2 separate regions of the Homo sapiens genome follow, and region 1 is linked to region 2. Evidence: read pairs that join two places in POLR2A ChIA-PET (ENCODE). Cell type or tissue: A673. All regions are shown on one strand.

Region 1 (4,000 bases), 48 kb after region 2:
GGCTAACTTTAAGCATAATTTCTGTTATGCCAAAGCCCAGATGTGCAGGCTTGTCCCTCTTCTGAGGTCCAGGTAAATTAGAACCCTTATAAAACCTCTGTTAACCTTTATAAAACCTCAGTTTGCCCCTCTAAGGCCACAGAATTTGTGAGGCATTGGGAGATGGGTGATAGAGTTGGAAATTACTCCTTCCTGCTTGGGTGGATTTACCGTTTCTCCTTTCTCCTCATGTTCATCACCTACCCAGGTATCCTGGAATTTGGTGAAGAAGAAAAAGAAGAAAGAAGGGAAGGGTTGATTGAGAAGAATGGCAGTCTGTCTGGAAGCCACCAGAAGAGATATAATGCTAGCTCTTGTCTGTTCTTTCTCTGTCCTTCCCCCGTTTTCTTTCTCTCTTCTTTCTTCTTTTGCTTTTTACTCTCTTGCCATCATTCTCCTCTTCTTCCCTCCCTTCCTTTTTTCTCACTTTTTCATCCTTCCTTTTTTCTTTCCTCCCCACCACCAATGACCGATTTGCCCACCTGACTGCCCCCAAGCCTTAACTAGAAGAAATAATTGAGCACTTTCTCCCCAAATTCAAGTTTCAAAAGAAAGAGATGTTCTGAGTTAAGTGAGGCAGTGGCATCTCCCAGTCCGTCTCTGCTTCTTCGTCTCTGAGGGGTCTGTCACCTCTATCAGTGAAGCAAGCACCTGGCTGCTCCTCTGAGCCTGTTCTGTCTCTCTTCCTCAGGCACAGAAGAGCTTCTCACTGGTAATTACAAGAGGACAGAGGATACTTATCCCAATGAAAGCTAACCTTCCTCTTCTTTTGGCGTTTACTACCATCTCTTTATTCTTTTAACAATTCATTTCCATATTTAAATGCCATTGATTTCTTTAAAAGGGGGGAAAAGCCAGGTTGGGTCCTATCTGTAAATCATTGTCCTGTCTTGAACCTCAGGTAAGAGAGGCATTGGCTTTGTCAGGTTGATTCTAAAGATTATTTTTCAACTCCAGGAAGTGGGTTACATTTATAGGGGTGATTATTTTGGTAAATAGGACATATGTAGAACTATGTCCAATTCCATACTTTTTGATGGTGAGATGCTTTTAAAGTGTGTAGACATTGATACCTTATCCAATATTACCTCATTCTTTCTATGTGCCAGTTTTATATTCTTCACACAGTTACAGCCGCAGGTTGGATTGGCATGGCCATGACTTTGGATTTTTAGCGACCTCCTAATTTTATTGGCTTGCTTTCCTCTCTGGTTCAGCTATCAATATAGTTTAAAGGTTTTACTGAGAAAGAAGCTTGAGAGGGTGTGTAAAATCCATAGTTGGTGAAATATCTTTTTATCTTTGTGGCTTAATAATTATCTTTTCTCCAGGGATTCTTTTGCCAACTTTTTTTTTTTTTTTTTTTTTGAGATAGGGTATCACTCTGTCACCCAGTTTGCCGTGCAGTGACCCCATCATGGTTCACTGTAGCTTCAACCTCTCAGGTTTAAGCAGTCCTCCCACCTCAGCCTCCCAAGTAGCTGGGCCTACAGGCACGCACAACCATGCCTGACTATTTAAAAAATTTTTTTTGTTAGAGAGACAGTGTCTCACTGTGTTGCCCAGGATGGTCTCAAACTCCTGGGCTCAAACAATCACCTGGCTCGGCCTCCCAAAGTGCTGGGATAGGGAGCCGCTGTGGCTCAGGCCGGTTGCCCTGGCACTCGGGGAGGCGAGGCTGCACGTCCAAAGTGCTGGGATTACAGGTGTGAGCCACTGTGCTCTTTTGCCATCTCAATTGCATGGTTTGATTCTTGACAAAGTGCTTCTATGTGGCATAGCATCAACCCTGAAACATATCAGTCATTAAATATTTAATTTGGAAGTGTGAAATGGCAGGTTCACTTTTTAGATTACACATTAGAGCCCTGCCAATCAGCACTGAAGGAAAGTTGCCTACATCTAAGGTTTGGTCAGACTTTGGGAATAGAAGTTTATACAACATCTACAGTAACTACGGCAAACACATTCGTGTTTGATCAATGAGCTGTCATTCCCTGAAATCTTTTGCCAAGTCTTTAGTTTATCCGACTGCCATGCCGAGACGGTGGTTCACTTGAAATGATAAATGAAATCCACAGGTGGTTTTGGTATGGACATTTTTTGTTTATGTCTTGTGAGATGGAATTATAGGACTAGGATTTAAAGCAAATTGAGCATCCTGAATAAAGTCTTTCAGTGTCTTCCTGTTGCAATTAAAATAACATGCTGGAACTTATTACCATGGCTGAGAGAGTCCTGTGGTCTCTGGCTCCTGCTTGCGTTTTCATTTCCATCCCATACTGTTCCCCCCACCCACCCATCCATTACGCTGTAGTCAACATGAAGTCAGTAATGCTGTCAGATTTGCTTTGTCTCTGGACCTTTGCATTTCCATTTCCCCTCCACATCTCTTTCCCTTCTCATCCCCTGTCTGGATCCTCCTTATCTTTCACTCCTCTCCAGGATATTCTGGACTCCTAACCACCTCAAGCCTTCTTCTGTCCTTATTTGGCACAGTCTGTTGTGATGCTGTTTGCCAGCTCATTGAGAGAGAGGACTTTGGCTCATTTTCGACAGTTTCCCATTCAGACCACTGTGCTTGGCACCCAGGAGGTGCTGGGCGCACATTTGTTAAGTCAGTGAATGGAGGCTGGGTAATTTCAGGGAAGGCAGAGGCTATGGTATGGCGCCTTAGTCTTTCTGGAATAGTTGCTAAATATCCCAGTGAGGCTTTTAAGAGTTCCGCTCAGATTTAGCTCATTCATGTCAACAGTTGCCATGGTTTGCTATTTCAGAGCATTTTTTAAAACATAAATTTTGGTCCTTTCAGACAGAAGCATCAATTTGGTAAAGATTATTTTGTTTTAAATCCCATTTGCAAAGCAAAATGAAATTTAAACTAGCCCGTGTACCATCTACTAGTGGTTTTCCTGACAAAATGTAGCAAAAGTGCTAATGTTTTCATTACATTGATTAGAAAAAAAAATTAATTGGAGAACTTAGTTTGCTGAGCTGTTGAATAGAAAATGCTGAAAGGCATATTCTCACAAATACAGTCAGTTTGTACTTTACAGAAGGATTTGTTACTCATGGACTCAGAGCTGGGTTTGTATGATACCACATTTCATCTACAGAAATATACTGCAGATAAGGAAATATATCTTCACCATAAGAATTTATTTTGCCAATCAATAAGAACATTAATGCTAACACTCCATTAGATTCTCTGTTGAGAGGAAGGATTAGCCCCAAACCTATACATTAACCCTGTCTGAACAAGAGACTTAAAAGTTCGTTTCATATTAGTGAGCTCAAACTTTTGTAGCCATTTGATTTTGAAATTCCTTTTCCAAACTCAAGTAATCTTTGGAATGGGACACATTAATGTCTAATTATCTAGGGGTATGTGAAAATGTTCAAGATCTGTTATGACTTAGCTTTTGAGAATTATTCAAAGCCATAAATTAGGGTTTCTGCAATTGAATGTGATACTCATGGCTGCTCCCCATGTGAATAAAGAAGCATTACCATCAGAGGTTGTTTAGACTGACTTGCACCTTGTACAATTTCTTTTTGTACAAATCAGGGTAAAATTCACATAACACAAACTTAACCATTTTAAAGTATACAATTCAGTGAATGCTCACAGTTGCTTTTTTAAGGGATAATGTATTGTTGGTATTGCTCCTCTTGAGGGCTTACTAAGATACTCTGTATTTAATTAGAATTTCAGTAAATTCAAAAAGCACATCATAGCTGGCCTTGGTGTGCCACTGAATGTTAACCACTTTGTGAAATTTTCTAGGGCAGAGAAAATACTCAGTTAAGCTAACATACTCTGAAAACATTAAAGTACTTAAAATAGCACTTTATTATCCAAATGTAAGCTTAGAAATTTTTTTTTCTTCAAATAGGCCTTGATAAGAACTTAGTTTGACTTAAAACCATGACAATGAGAGTTTTTGCAAAATCTTCTGAA
Region 2 (4,000 bases):
AAACTCAGTGAAAATTAAAAGAGTTAACATAGACAATCAAATATATTTTTCTCTCCAAGTTACTGTTAAAAAGTAGCAAATGGAAAGCTACATAATTTGAGAAGGGCTCTTGAGTGATTTTATAAACCTCCCGGCAAGGAGGTAGCAACCCAAAGCTGTGATAGATTATGAGATTCTGCAGTATGTTTTCTTAAGTGTCTGAAAAGAATTATTTCAGTATGGTATTTGAGTTATTTTCTTTAACTAAAATACTTTCAAATTTGGCATTCCGTGTATGGGTTCAGATGTAAGTTCATTACCAGAGGAATTCTGTTTTTCATCAGGGATAGGTAATAAAGTGTCTTCCTTGTATGATGGTGTGTTTGTGTATGTGGGTATTCTGTTGTTTTAGTTGAGGCTGTATAGCTTTCATTTTAACTCTATTCTCTGAACACTCTGTATTGAAGGTAAGACTGTCTCCTGATGACTTCCGAATATGTCATCTGGAAATATGACTGTAATTTTTCATAAAGGTAGTTTACAGGAAGAGACTGTGGCACCATAATGCACTTCAGAGTGTGTACAGTTGGCAAAGGACATATCTCAGGATGTACAGAGATGCTTATGAAAGACTTGTTACAGTAGAGACCTCTGCTGACACCAGGAGCCAGACGCTGGGATGAACATATATCATTTATAAAGCCATGCTCCTGTTCTGTCTTAGGGCAGGGTTTTATTTAAATAAGCAGGGTCCCCATGAGAAGTATGACCTTTGCTCATGTTTTTATGAGCTATTTAAAGTGTTCTAAATTTACTAGTACATGCAACTTTTACCGAAATCTTGCAGCTTCTCTTTTCTTTAGATCCCCATCACTTGTGAGAACATTGTTCTCATCCACACCGACATGCACCACCATTTAACTTATTTATGCTGTGTAAAAATGCACACAATTTTTTTCCCCACTGGCCATCTTTAGAAGAGTTTAGTCTCTAACTCTTTATTTTTTTCTCAGGGATCCACTAAGTGGAAAACTACATCAAATTGTCCCTTTTCTTCTCTGTAAGAGGGGATCAATTACAGAGCGAACTAAGTTGGAAAAGAGAGAAGTCTATAAGCCCCGACACGATAATTTTTAACTTCACGAACATTGTGTAGTTGTTCCCAGTTATAGAAAATCTTTGGAATCTTTCATTGTGAAAGTTGAAATTATTTTAAAGACTTAAGGGGAGAGCTTATCTAGAAGTAAGAAATGGTTAAGACTATGAATTTGAAATGTAAGTGATCAGAAATGACAGATTTTGATTTATCTAGGTTTAGATTATTCAGTGTTTATATTGCAGCATGATAATGCATAAGGTTGCCTGCAGGGTAACAGTTTTCTTAAATTAGAACTATCTGAAATGAGTTGGCATGAGGTTAATAAGATTTTATTTTAATAATAATGGTAACTTTGCAGAATAGCTGTTGCCTGAATTTTTTTTAGGCTTACTCAATTGTGGGTAAGTTAGTTTCATTATTCACATGAGAAAATACTACAGCATTATGCTAACCTTCCTGAAGGCCATAAACATATATAGTTGTAACCTTGGGTCTCATTTACATTTTCTTAGAAGACTTATTCATTTTATATGCCTATGTGTAAATTCCTACCACTTGATGCTGAATCCTATCACAGACTGTCTAGAAGAAATGAATTCTAATTACCACCCCCACTGTTCCCTTGCCCCCGAAGTACTCTATACAAAATAGTGATTTTTAATTCAGATACACTTTCACATGCTTGAGTGAATATTCTGATATCAGAGACCAAAGGTATAGAGCAAAGAGTATGGGTTGGATCATATCAGATATGACCCTGAACATGTCTGAATGACTTAAGCTTTCTAAGCTTTTTCTCTTTGATTGTCAGAAATAACTACCTCCTTGGGTGAATTGTAAACATTAGCTGATATAATGCAAATGTACTATTTGTGGCCGAGCGCGGTGGCTCACACCTGTAATCCCAGCACTTTGGGAGGCTGGGGCGGGCAGATCACCTGAGGTCAGCAGTTTGAGACCAGCCTGGCCAACATGGTAAAACCCTATCTCTACTAAAAGTACAAAAATTAGCTGGGCCTCGTGGCACGCGCCTGTAATCCCAGCTACTAGGGAGATAGGAGAATTGCTGGAACCCAGGACATGGAGGTTGCAGTGAGCCAAGATCACACCACTGCACTCCAGCCTTGGTGACAGAGTGAGATTCCATCTCAAAAAAAAAAAAATTTAAAAAATAATAAATAAATAAATATACTATTTGTGGTGTAACAGTTATTTAATTGGCCAGCCCCTTCCTCACCTCTCTTTGTATGAAAGATAACTTCCTTTTAAACATAGAAAACTAGCTGATACTTACTCCAAATTAAGTTTAATCTCCAAGATTTAGTCTCCGATTTGGACAGTAATCCAAACTGGTTGGCTAAGATGTTGCCATATGTTCATTTGTAACTTGGCATATTTGGTTTGAAATAGTGAGAATAAACTATTTGAAAACCCAGTGGGCCTTCTCCAAAGCTTTGGTTCTTTTAGCTGCCTAAAACTAGCACTGCCTTTAAGGGGAAAACCCAGTGTACACGAAACTATTTTCCTTAAGACATTGCCTTTGAAAGTGGCAGTGATAAAAAGGCAGGCTCAACATCAGAAAGTGAATCATGAAATACATCTAATAAGATACTTGTTTCAAAGGCTTATGGAATAACTTTCTTGATCTTGAAAAGTGATATTACACACAGAAATCTGGGGACCAAAACAAGTGAGTGAGCATAAAATGAGCACAGGAATGAATTTTCCTGTGCCCTATAAGTCCTTGATAGATGTTTTAGATAGTTATTTTTTCCTTTCTTCAGTAATTAGCTCATTATTTTTTTCCTACATCACTTGAATGAGGATGGAAATTAATCGTAAATGTGCCATTGTTTTTACATCAGATCGTGGCATATTTGCTTGATTCTTTGTTGCGGTAATCAAAATTCTGTCTCTCAGTGATAAGAAGGAATTGTGGATTTTGCTTTTATCCTTTAAAATCATTGGTAAAAAGTCACTATATTTTAGCAATATCTATCATGTGATAGATTTCAAGCAAACAGAAAATGAGGATGGGGAATTGAAGAAAGTTCTTTGGGAATCCCTAAGATCAATGAGAAAGATTTTGTATAATTATAACTAATGCAGAGGGCACAATAAGTTATTCATTCTTTACACACTGTGTTCAGTCAGACATTCTCTACAGTCTATACCTGCAGCTGTGTGGTCCTTTCCCATGCCTATGATCCGAAAGTTAGGTGGTTCGCTCCTTCTGGGCCCTTCTGCTTTTCCTAGAATTTCAACTTTACTTTTCTTTCTCCTGGATATTACTTCCTGGGAGGCAGTTTTGTGTGGTGATTAAAAGAATGGGCTTTGGAATCAACTTGCCTGGGGTTGAGTCTAGACTCTTTCACTTGCCAGCTACATAACATGGGTACAGATTACTTTTTTTTTTTTTTTTTTGAGATGGAGTTTGTGGTGGTGCGATCTTGGCTCACTGGAACCTCTGCCTCCCGAGCTCAAGTGATTCTGCTGCCTCAGCCTCCCGAGTAGCTGGGATTACAGGCATGTGCCACCACGACTGGCTGATTTTGTATTTTTAGTAGAGATGGGGTTTCACTGTGTTGGTCAGGCTGGTCTCGAACTCCTGAACCTCAGGTGATCCTCCCGCCTCGGCCTCCCAAAATGCTGGGATTACAGGCGTGACAGATTGCTTTTTTAACTCTTAGTTTCTTTACCAATAAAATGGAGATAATAACCATACTCAGTTCATAGGTGTTTTTGGTGAAGATTCAGTGAGATAATATGCAGGAGAGTGCTTCGTATTGGTGTTTTTCTCAGCTTTCTCATTGGGTTGATGATGGCAGAGTGTCTATAATACCACAAATTCTGACGAGCCTGGACAGTTTAGGTCTCACAAAGTGAGCTGAGTGTGTGTATTTGCAATGCATCCCTGTGGTT

The links. Peaks named below come from ENCODE experiments on the same cell type or tissue, not always from the same donor. Only the 100,000 strongest peaks of a DNase experiment are listed, where the experiment ranks them.
Region 1: POLR2A ChIA-PET joins it to region 2 with 5 read pairs; 2 of 35 experiments call an interaction of 5 or more read pairs at or near these places.

The regions. Positions count from the first base shown.
Region 1 is chr3:65,705,097-65,709,096 of GRCh38, reverse strand. All of the region lies in intron 1 of MAGI1 (membrane associated guanylate kinase, WW and PDZ domain containing 1), which reads left to right. Among named protein-coding and RNA genes, the nearest start is that of MAGI1-AS1, 190 kb to the left of the region's middle. In A673, no CTCF peak of the experiment used is centred here; a DNase peak (open chromatin) is centred at 2,136.
Region 2 is chr3:65,753,200-65,757,199 of GRCh38, reverse strand. The region is part of intron 1 of MAGI1 (membrane associated guanylate kinase, WW and PDZ domain containing 1); the gene reads left to right. All of the region lies in intron 1 of LOC107986018 (a long non-coding RNA gene), which reads left to right. Among named protein-coding and RNA genes, the nearest start is that of MAGI1-AS1, 140 kb to the left of the region's middle. In A673, no CTCF peak of the experiment used is centred here; no DNase peak of the experiment used is centred here.